3 separate regions of the Homo sapiens genome follow, and regions 2 and 3 are each linked to region 1. A link is a contact called in ENCODE Hi-C or POLR2A ChIA-PET data. All regions are on one chromosome and are shown on one strand. The core of a region is the stretch at or near the end of the contact, and the rest is flanking DNA. Distances in the headings are between cores, read along the strand shown. Region 1 has its middle 220 kb from the start of MAF. Region 2 has its middle 160 kb from the start of MAF. Region 3 has its middle 180 kb from the start of MAF.

Region 1 (3,498 bases), core at 458-2,957:
TAGAGGGTGCCTCACTGAGGACTCAGTGAATGAGAAGAAGCAAGCTTGTTTGAGCTCAGAGACTCCCCTCAGACACAGTTTCAGTCCATAATGGAGCAGTTCACAAAATCCCCCAGAATGTGGGGAAAGTCAAAAGAAAAATAAGACACAGTTCTGCTTCAAGGTCCAGGTAACACGCACACTCCCTTCTCAGGCAAACAACAGGTTTGGCATGGAACCCCTCAGTGTGCACAGTACTGCCTAAACATACAACTCTTTGGACCAACTAGACACTTTATTTTCTCACTATTTAATCATGGCTGCCATATTTCAAAAATCCCAGTTTCCTATTGGCTAAATGCAATTTGGGTTTTTCCAGCAGACCTTCACTTGAGATTCTAAGTGATGTATATTCATTAGAATAGCTGCTTATTGACTGTGAATCCTCAGTTTCTTCATGTATAAGACAAAATAATACCACCTACCTCAAGGGCAGTTGTGAATATTTAGGGGTATGATGACTATAACAGTAATAATTAACAATAGTAGTAGCATGTGCTGAATGCTTCTTAGGTCCACGAATCATGCTAACCATTAGCTTATTCAATTTTTCCAATACAGTGTGAGAGAGGTATTATTATCTTTATTTTACAGAGGAAAAGTGAAAACTCAGAAGGATTAAGTAATTTTCCCACAGCTACCTGCCTGGTTAGACTATATCTTGTCTTTGCATTAACTGCTATGATATATTCTTTCCATTATCATGGTTTGTGATGCATGGATCTTTAGTAGTGTGCCTGGAACTGAATAAATACTCAATAAACCCTCTCTGACGATGATCAGTAGTACCACTGCTACAGAATTTGCTCTTCATGGCATTAGCTCTGTTATACAGATGGGAAGACTGAGGCCATAGAGCTAGTATAATAAATGGCAGAACACATCAATTCCAGTCCAAAGCCACACACCCACCGGCCATTGACCCTACAGCTGTGGTATTACTCTGAATCTTTCATTGTCTGTGGGGTGACCTCTTTGGGGGCACATTGGAAGTTGTCTGCCAAATCTGGGATGGCCAGGGGTAGCCTTCAGACTGGCAATTATTTCAGTAGGAATGTGATAGGAAGTATCTGGGAATGAAGTCTCTCCCCTAAGACCTCCCATACCTGGGATTAGAGCTGCATCCTGGCAGTCCTTTGCCCTGAAGGGCAGGCTGGCAGGGCCACCTCTGCTCTGGCCTCCCTGAACAGAATGAAGGGCACATGTGCACGCTAACCTTTGCATTCATCAGCCAGCAGCTGCAGCTAGAGATCAATGATAAGTAGAAATTGTGTACGTTCAACAGCATGTGCCTGCTTTCCCTACAAATCATGTGACTTCCTATTAACAGTATCTCTCTTCTTACCAAACCGATATTTCCTGTAAAGGGTTTAGACTAATTGTGGTTTTAACAAGGGTCACATTATGCATTTCTGTGAGAGTAAACAACCATAGGTCAGAGAGTCAGACGGTCAGTCTGGAAAACAGATCCATACTCTGAATCTTTAAGGCTGATACGAAGCCCAGATAAGTGTGTTTGTGATGTGGAAGTTACCCTGGGAAAACAGAAGGAAGAAAAAACGAACTCTAGAGAGAAGCGACTGCTTGGCTAATGACGGTGCCTAAAAGAAAGAGCGCTGTGGTTCTCTTTGGTGTTTATTTGGGGAAAGCAACCTATGAAGATTAGAGCCCTAGATTCTGATAGATGATGCTCCCCCCATTCCTGGCCCTGGGAGAGTCGGGCAGGTTTTTAATGGCTGTCACTCTGTCTGGGGGCCCATGTTCCACTTTGGTAGCTACAGTGTGAATCACGTGGTTGCTAACGGCAGTCTTCTCTTGGAGAGATTCCTTCTCGGTTACACTATTTCTCAACAGCTTGGAAGCCTGCAATCATTTTGCTTTGACAAAGACGGAGGTTGCCTTGGAGAACACATTGGCCCTGATTGGCTTGTTACTCCACAGAGTGGATATGCTGTGATTGAACTCAGAGCTCTTGAACTCAACCTGCGCCTTGAAAAACAAAATGAAGACGAGAGAAAGGTTTGAACTTCCTCGCTTAACCCACATCTGGCTCAACAGCCCCCTTTTCCTGTTAAGACGTCAAATGTGATATGACAGGGTACCATTTATCACTTAGACATCCTCCGCTGCTTCTCTTTCCTTTCCCCTGTCTCTTCCACTTACTTTAGGTCAAAGTGAGACATTTCTTACAGGGGAGCTTTCAACTTAGGTGACACTTTCCTGATTCTGAATCTTGTTCCAAAATGCCACAAGCAAAGTCGCCAGCCTAGAATATCAACATGTCAGAGGGTTTTCATTTTTTTAGACACAACTCAATCATTTTTCTTCTAGCCGATCTAAGAATTTCACCTGGTAAATGAGTGTCTAATCCTACTGGGGAAATTCAAAACAACCACCATGCAAAACTAAAATTCTCTTTCTTCTCCTCCTTTGACCGATTTAATGGAGAATGCATATGCATAGGTTTTATATCAGATCTGTCCAACAGAACTTTCTGGAAGGATGGAAAAGTTTCCTATCTGGGCTGTCCAGTATGGTAACCACTGGACATATGTGGCTATTGAGCACTTGAAATGTGGCAACTGCAACTGAGGAACTAAATTGTAAACTGTGCTAATTTTAACTAATTTAAATTTGAGATTAAATTTAGCCATACCCTATACAAATAACGTACAGTAGAGAATGGCACACCTGATCAGACCCTGAACGCAGCTATTGACGAAAAAGTGGTAATATTGTTTTTTAAAATTGGAATTATCCATTCCATTGTTTTCTCCACCTCCAAACACTAGTAACATGTCTGTAAGCTGCATTTGACCTTCTGTTGATCAGAGCATCATATCTCAGAAAAAGCAGAGGTTGAAGAAAATAAAAATGTGCATTTATTCATAAAATGGTGCATTTATGTTGAGGTTTGGAGCAAGGCAGAGAGCAAGAAAAGAACTGCTCTAGTGCACGAATTAGGTGATGGGATGTAAGCAGGTGACAGAATGGGAACACTTTGCAAAGTAGTACTAATGGGATGAAATTTGGCCTTTCGAGCCCAGGTCTGTGCTCTAGCATTCATTCATTCATTCATTCACTCATTCATCCATTCAATATTTACTAAGTCTTTACTGCATAGCATGTACACTATTTCAGTTGCTTCATCTATAAATAGGGGCAAAAGAATAGATAATAACTCAGTATATCATTTGCATGGTATACTTGATAAAATGTAAACCACTGGAGAAATTTGAACCATTGGAGATATTGACATTTACTTCAGTCTTGAACCAGAAAGAAATGCTCAGACTGGAAGGGGTACTTAAACTCCAACTGAAACCCTGGACTGGGGTGGGGGCAGGGTGGGGATAAGAGATAAAGAAACAATCTAACCATTTTAGACGGTTGTTCAGATGGTTCAACTTCATGTATCCAGATAAATAGTATGCTGGCATCATGAAAAGATTCACAGGG
Region 2 (3,498 bases), core at 397-2,896, 57 kb after region 1:
ACTCCTTTGAAAGTGAGAGATCTGACTATTTGTTCAGAAATCCCGCACTTTAGAGTCACAAGCAGGGCTTTCAGAAGTAGTTTGAACGTGCATGAATGGTCATGTATCCCCCACACTGTTAATAACCTCGGCATCTGCCCTGCCCACTCTCAAGGCATGTGTTAAAGACTAAAATGGGAGAAAGCTCTCTCTCTCTCTGTGTGTGTGTGTGTGTGTGTGTGTGTGTGCATTTCTGTATATTTTACAGACAGGAGTAAGGAAGAGAGCATGCTGTAAGGAAACCAAATGGACACTTTGCTGTCATCTTCGCTTGTGTTGCAATCCTAGCTCTCCTTCGTGCAAATTACATGTCATCCAAGATTAAATAATCCCCCGTGTAAAACGGGAACATGAAGACGTACATTACAGGTGTAAGAGAACCCCAGGCTGCACAACCACCGTGTGGCCTGTTTGAGATTGTACAGGTGTGGGACACAGCCACACATCCTGCTTGAAATGCTTCAAGAATGTCTCAACTTCATTAAAGTCGGGCTGATGGGACTTTGCATCCCATTTTACAGTGAGGGAGACAAAGGTGGTTGAGGAGGTACCCAGAGCCAGCCACTGCACATTCCACCCATGTAGTCCCCCAAGGAGGCCTGTGTGCCCCCTCATTTTACAGCTGAGGAAAGGACACCTCCGAGAGCTCATGCCGGTCACCCAGCTTCACCGTGGAGGGGACTGGCCTCTGAAAACCCTGGCATTACTCTCTGCTAGCTTCCAGAGCACGAGCTTCTCGGCCATGACATTCACTAAGTTCACTGAGAGAAACCGTAGGCTGGCATTGGGCAGGCTCAATCCTAGCACTTCCTTTTCACTCCCTCACAACAGAAACTTCTGCCTTGGCTGGGAAGGGGGTTCCCACATGCTGAGACGTGGGCCGCATTCCCCTTTCACCTAGAGTGGGACACAGGCCAGGCGGGAGGTTTCCGCCTCTGCAGGGGCTGCTGGCCTGGGCTTCTAGGAGGCCTGTTTGTGGAGACAGGAGTCGGCCCCAGGGCACCGGGAAGCCGGGGCTACTACTGAGCATATTTCTGGGGCTGGAATGCCATCCCTTGGAGAGCCTGTCTCTTAGAGACGCCAGGTCTGAGCAGGCTTTAGAAAACAGCAGAGGCCCCGTGGCGTTGGGGGGGCAGGGGGAAGAGAGTGGGGGCAGGAGGTTCCCACATGCCAAGCTACAAGGCCCTTTGTGGGGGGTTCCCTCAGGCATTTCCAATTACAGGAGTTATTTCTGCCCCGCAGATTATGTGGTTCCTGCACTTGGCGTGAGGAATGAATCGAGTCATTATTAACTCAGCAGTGTCAGCCCTGGGACCAGAGGCACCCGTTTGGAGGTAGAGCAGTTAATACACGGGCGGATTAGGTGGCTCTTAGGCTTCGCCACAATTAGAAACTCAGGACGTTTGAAATATTAACTGGGGCATGTGGGTAAGAGACAGCGCCCGGCTTCACTGCCAAGGAGATAACAGCCTGGAGGAGGCTGCGGAGAATTATGTAAGGAACGGGGCAGTGGGAAGTGGCATTTGCTGGGTACTTATTTTGCGTCAGTGGCTCCTGCAGACATTCCTCACTTTATCTTCCCGGGAACCTCGAGGACAGGATTGTTTCCTCCATTTCACAGAGGAGGGAAGGGGGCGGAGCTCAGAGAGGGCGGATCAGTTTTCTAAGTCTGCACAGCCAGCGAGGTCGTGCAGAGTCTGCCTTCTCTTGGCACGGTCCTCCGTCCTTCCCTGAGCCCTGGATGATCCCTGCCCATGTCCCAGAGGCATTGAGATGCTAATGAAAAGAAGCGCTAGGAAGAAATAAAAGGAAAGCAATAATGATCACAGTAACTGGTATTTTTCAAGCACGTATTCCATGTGTGCGCTCTGCCACACTTCACAGACACCACTTTTCATCCCTGGGACCGTCCAGGGAGGTAGGTAGAATTAATTATTGTCCTCATCATGTGAGAGACTGAGACATCCTAAGATTAACAATTACATCGAAAGAGCCATAATCAAGCTTGACTTCAGGCCTGTCCACCTCCAAAGCCCCTTCTATCTTAAAGATATTGTCGTGTCCCCTAGCTCCAAGAGGCAGAGGCAGGGATTGAGTCTGGGATTTGCACATCCTAATCTAGGGCACTGCACTTCGCAGCACTGCCTTGCGTTCATTCATCGTTCATTTACGTACCAAGAATAAGAGTGTATTAAGCAGTTCTTTGCACTGCACCTGCACAAGTCCACCTCTTTCACCATCCCTATCGTCCTATGGGGTAGGTACTTACTTTTTTTTTTTTTTTTTTTTTTGAGACGGAGTCTTGCTCTGCCACCCAGGCTGGAGTGCAGTGGCTCAATCTTGGCTCACTGCAAGCTCTGCCTCCCGGGTTCATGCCGTTCTCCTGTCTCAGCCTCCCTAGTAGCTGGGACCACAGGCGCCCGTCACCATGCCCGGCTAATTTTTGTATTTTTAGTACAGACAGGGTTTCACCTTGTTAGCCAGGATGGTCTCAATCTCCTGACCTCATGATCCACCCACCTCGGCCTCCCAAAGTGCCGGGATTACAGGTGTGAGCCACCAGCGCCTGGCCAGCACTTAATATTTATTAATCTCTTCTTGCTCTGGATAAGAAAACAAAGGTTCCAAGGAATAGTATATTGCTGCAAAAACAGTCTGCTCTGCTCCATTGGATGGAAAGATGCAAAACCATAGACACTCACTCAGAAAGAGGTCCATGTTACATAGACCACAGTAAGAGTGAGGACAGAAGATGACAAAGCCAACAGAGGAAGTGCTGGAAGCACCAGCATGGATTCTGCATAGGAGATGCCCAGCAGTCACGGGATGGAAACGACCGAAACAGATCACAGGGGCAACCAAAGAGACCAATATATTAATCACAGAAAATAAAATTTGACATAACCCAGTGCATCAGGGACTTGGGTTGCTGCTGTTGTTGATTTGCTTTTCTTTGTTTTGTTTTGATGCGAGAGGTCTTCTGGCCACAGGCGCTTCACTGAGGTCCCTATTTACAGTCTGGAGAACAGACAGGCACAGTCAGAACCAGATTCCTTTGGCTCAGTTCTATTTTCCACTTCCCTAATTATGACATTCCTTCCCTTTGGACATGGTTCAAGTTCTCCTTTCCCTTGAGTTGCACCACTACCACCTGGATGCAGGAAGGAAGCAATAGATGGTGTGTTTCTAAGAATGATAAGGAAGAAAAGCCAGAAAAGGGGGCTCTTGCTGCCCTGGCTTTGCAGCTGTCTTGGGCCCCAGCACATGCTGCCTTGAAGCACACACCATATTCACAGAGCCAGAAGGTGAGCACCCCAGTGGAAGGGCTGTGTGAGTTGCCTTTGTACCAGTGTGGTGCCTAGCGCACAGTAGGTACACAGGAAGTCCCGACCAGGTGCATGAGTACATGGTGCAGCACAACCTCAACTAATTTCTTTCTTTCTTCTTTCTTCTTTTTTT
Region 3 (3,498 bases), core at 554-3,053, 35 kb after region 1:
GGGGAGCCAGCATTTCACATGGCAAGAGAGGGACAAGAGAGAAGGGAAGATGCCAGGTTGTTTTAAAAATCAATCAGATCTCATGTGAACTAATAGAGTGAGAACTCATTATTACTGTGAGGAGGGCACAAAGCCATTCATGAGGGATCTGCCTCCAGGACCCAAACACCTGTCACCAGGCCCCACCTCCAATACTAGGGGTCACATTTCAACATGAGATTTAGAAGGGACAAATATCCAAACTATATCAGTGGGATACAGAGGTAAACAGACACGGACTAGTGCTCAAGGAGCTTGAAAGCTGGAAGGAAAACCAAAGTCTCAAAGAGATGGTTTGGGTAAGAGAGAAATCATAAGGAAAGATGCAGCTGGGAGCCAAGATCAAAATGGAGTTTTGTTAATCAGGAAAAACTGTATTAGACTCTGTAATAACAAACAACTTCCAAATATCAAAAACTTAAAGATGCACATGCACGTGATATCCATTGTAGGACCAGGGAACTCCTCCACGACACTAGTTCATGTGTTGTCTTAGCATTCTAAACTGTTCAAATCTTATGGGATTTCCATGTCATAGGGTGTCCCCAATCACTGAGGCAGGGGAACAGAGACCACAGGAAATTCTGCACCAGCTCTTGAATGCTTCCATCCAGAGTTGACATGTTTGTTTCCCTTTGCATTTCATTGAACAAAACTATTCCCATGCCCAGGCTTAACCTCAAAGGACTGTGTGCCCTGCAGGAAGCGAGAACTAGAAATCTTTGAGAGCAGCTCTAACATTGTCCTCAACCACGGATGAGCTCACCCAAACATGGAGAGCTACACGGGCAGGACTCTTGTTAGTTCATTAGCACTTAGCAAAGTGCTGGGCACAGGATACAAGTCAACAAATTTTAGAGACAGAAGGAAAGAACAAGGAAGGAAGGAAGGGAGGGAGGGAGGGAAGGAAGGGAGGAAGGACGGAAGGAGAGAAGGAAGGAGGGAGGATGAACAGGCAGGCAGGCAGGCAAGAAGGAGGAAGGAGGGAGCAAGGAAGGGAGGGAAAGAGGCAAGGAAGGAAGGAGGGAAGGAAAATTGTTGGGTGGTTCAGGACTCTAGCCATTGAAAAATCTCTCTACTATCCAGGAATAGAGCTATGTGTTGGGGCAGAAGTCCCCTTAAATTAGGAATGGCTCAGGTTGTGAGGGAGGCTGGCAGAGATGCTGCCTTGCTCAGTGTGGTCAGCATTCAAAGCCTGGATCACTTTTCCTTCTGCAGCTACAAAGCAGCTTGCATCCTATGGTTGCCTCGGGGCCACTGACAGCTCTGCTCTCTCTCTAGGCCTCCACCCCTCCCTTCTGCTTGTGCCATATTAGAAAGGGCATGGGCTTTGGAGTCAGTTAGACCTGGGTTTGATCCTGGGCCCTCCCCTTTCTATTGGGTGCCTTTGGGGCTAGTTATTAAAAATCCCGGAGCCTCAGCTTCCTTATCTGTAAAACAATGGCAACTCTCAAGTCACAAACCCCTTGACAAATCTCAGCTTCCCTCTTCTCTCCAGGGGCCATACTCTTGCATCCCTTGGTGTATTGTATTACGGTCCTTAGAATGTCCCTCCCTATGAAAATCTGAACTTCCTACCAAGCATCCCTCTTGGGTGAGACCTTCCCTACCTCCTTTTAGCAAAGTGCCGTGTGTCTGGTTGCGCCCGAGCACAGCACCTGTCTCCTACCAGCAGCACTGACAGAGGGGATGTGCCCAGCTTTGGGTGGGCTGCAGCTGCTGTGTGTGCCCCTAAGCTGCCACCCGCGGCACAGGATGGAAGTGGGGCGATTGCTCACTGCTAATAGTTAGACAACGACACCACCAGGAGATGGCTGAGCTGTGGCAGCAGAACTGCCTCTGATTCTGTTGTGGTCTGATGGAGTTCTTGGGGATTGAGGGACCTGAATTAGGTCATCCCTTTCATTCATTTAGCCATGAGTTATTGGGAAGCGTCTCTGTGACAAGCTCCATGTCAACATGTTGGGAACACAGTGATATGTTCCCAGCATGTGAAACAGGCTTTACTCTTACAAACTCTTCGAAATATAGGTGCTTCTGTTTCTCTTCACGGTGATACACTACATTTGCAAGAATAAAAAGAAGGAAGTGGTTTATGGTTAAATTGCAAAAAAAAAAAAAAGATCAGGCATTTACTGTGACTTTCATAGAATTGAATATTTTTAAAGCTGAAAGTTTTAAATATCCAGGAGGGAGTGGCCGTACCCCCACTCCAGTTTTACAGATGAAGAAATAGAAAGGAAAGACGTGACTCAGATATTGTTCCTGGGAGCGCGGTGCTCCGAATGGTCAGTTAGCATCAGTTCTGTCCAAGGCCAAGAAATGGAATTGGGATTAGAAGACCCTGCTGACCAGAGAGCATCCTATGACCTGAAGCAGCTTGCTACCCTCTCCCTGTAGAAAGTTGGGGAAGCCGCTGTGTTGTTTTTTGACTATTTCTTCATGGGTAAAGGGGAGACAATGAAGTGTTATATAGTTTTAGGAAGATGGTAGACAGCCTTTTGTTTTTTACTCATGAAGTATTACAGTGATGACTGTGACAACAATCATAATTATTCTTATTTGCACACCAGCACACCAGCTTTATATTCAAGTTAGAAACATGGAATCCAGGCAAACATGTTGTTTCCACAATGCCAGAATTCCCAAGACATGCTATGAGCCGAACTCACAGACGGAAAGGGTATTTTTTATGCCTTCTTTTAGCAAAAGTTATTCAGCCAGGGGCACACCATTCTCATTTTCATTTGAGGCTGAGGAGGTGCCTGCAGCCGACCCCTTCCAGCAGACTTGGGCGTTCATAGAACCTAATTCTTTAATGGACTCTGGGTGCATTTCTTGCTTCCATCTTGAGGTCATTAAAAAGCCTGTGGTGAACTACACCGACATAAACCTTTTATAGAAACAATCAGATATCACTTGGTAAAATAATTAGCATCAGAATAGCACAAAGTCAGTCTGTCTGCAACTTGGTGCCAAACATCAAAAGAACTCCTGGCAGTATCTATCCCCATTCTATTTTGAAGGTGGAGGGGATACTTCTCCCTCTCCCAGCCGGTTTCCAAGGGTGACCCAAAGGTTCAAGTCATGCTATTTGGATGTGCGATGTTATTATGGGCTGGCGGACTGGTGGTCCTCAAAGTGGGCTTCCTGCACAGGATCATGGGAAAGGGGACAGACAACCGAAGGAGGGAGGGCTGGGGCGAGCAGAGGTTTGGAGGCGGGGGTCCCCAGCCCTACCGAGCCTGCCTAGCCTGCTTCCCCTTCTTGGAGCAGTACGGTCCTCCGTCCCCTCCCCACATGGCCCTCTAACTTCCTGCTTGGCTGTCAGAGTGTTTTCTCTTGTTGACCAAATATCAGGAGCTTAGTTTTGTTTACAGCTTTTGGATAAAATATCTCAGGAAAGGAGTGTCCCTCTTGAGGCCAGATAAGACGCTGCTGGAGAGCTCCACACGACGC

Evidence for each region. Hi-C counts contacts between places; a loop is a spot of excess contacts on that map. ChIA-PET counts read pairs that join two places held with the same protein, here RNA polymerase II (POLR2A). Pooled maps may share reads with other maps.
Region 2: a map of gastrocnemius medialis shows a loop between it and region 1 (2.1-fold over the local background). The contact joins two enhancer-like sites. A Hi-C loop is called at or near these places in 3 of 168 maps with a recorded cell type or tissue (gastrocnemius medialis and psoas muscle) and 2 of 50 pooled maps. POLR2A ChIA-PET finds 5 or more read pairs at or near these places in 2 of 52 experiments (A549 and activated T-cell).
Region 3: a loop to region 1 is called in a map of CD4-positive, alpha-beta memory T cell, with 2.5 times the contacts of the local background. The contact joins two enhancer-like sites. A Hi-C loop is called at or near these places in 1 of 168 maps with a recorded cell type or tissue (CD4-positive, alpha-beta memory T cell) and 4 of 50 pooled maps. POLR2A ChIA-PET finds 5 or more read pairs at or near these places in 5 of 52 experiments (A549, CD4-positive, alpha-beta memory T cell, CD8-positive, alpha-beta memory T cell and 2 more).

What each region holds. Positions count from the first base shown.
Region 1 is chr16:79,379,849-79,383,346 of GRCh38, forward strand. It overlaps a transcript of MAF not described here. Among named protein-coding and RNA genes, the nearest start is that of MAF, 220 kb to the right of the region's middle. Within about 2 kb of position 1,708, at least 4 of the 41 ENCODE cell types and tissues checked have a DNase peak (open chromatin) inside an H3K27ac peak, as active enhancers do.
Region 2 is chr16:79,436,950-79,440,447 of GRCh38, forward strand. It overlaps a transcript of MAF not described here. Among named protein-coding and RNA genes, the nearest start is that of MAF, 160 kb to the right of the region's middle. Within about 2 kb of position 1,647, at least 12 of the 41 ENCODE cell types and tissues checked have a DNase peak (open chromatin) inside an H3K27ac peak, as active enhancers do.
Region 3 is chr16:79,414,353-79,417,850 of GRCh38, forward strand. It overlaps a transcript of MAF not described here. Among named protein-coding and RNA genes, the nearest start is that of MAF, 180 kb to the right of the region's middle. Within about 2 kb of position 1,804, at least 3 of the 41 ENCODE cell types and tissues checked have a DNase peak (open chromatin) inside an H3K27ac peak, as active enhancers do.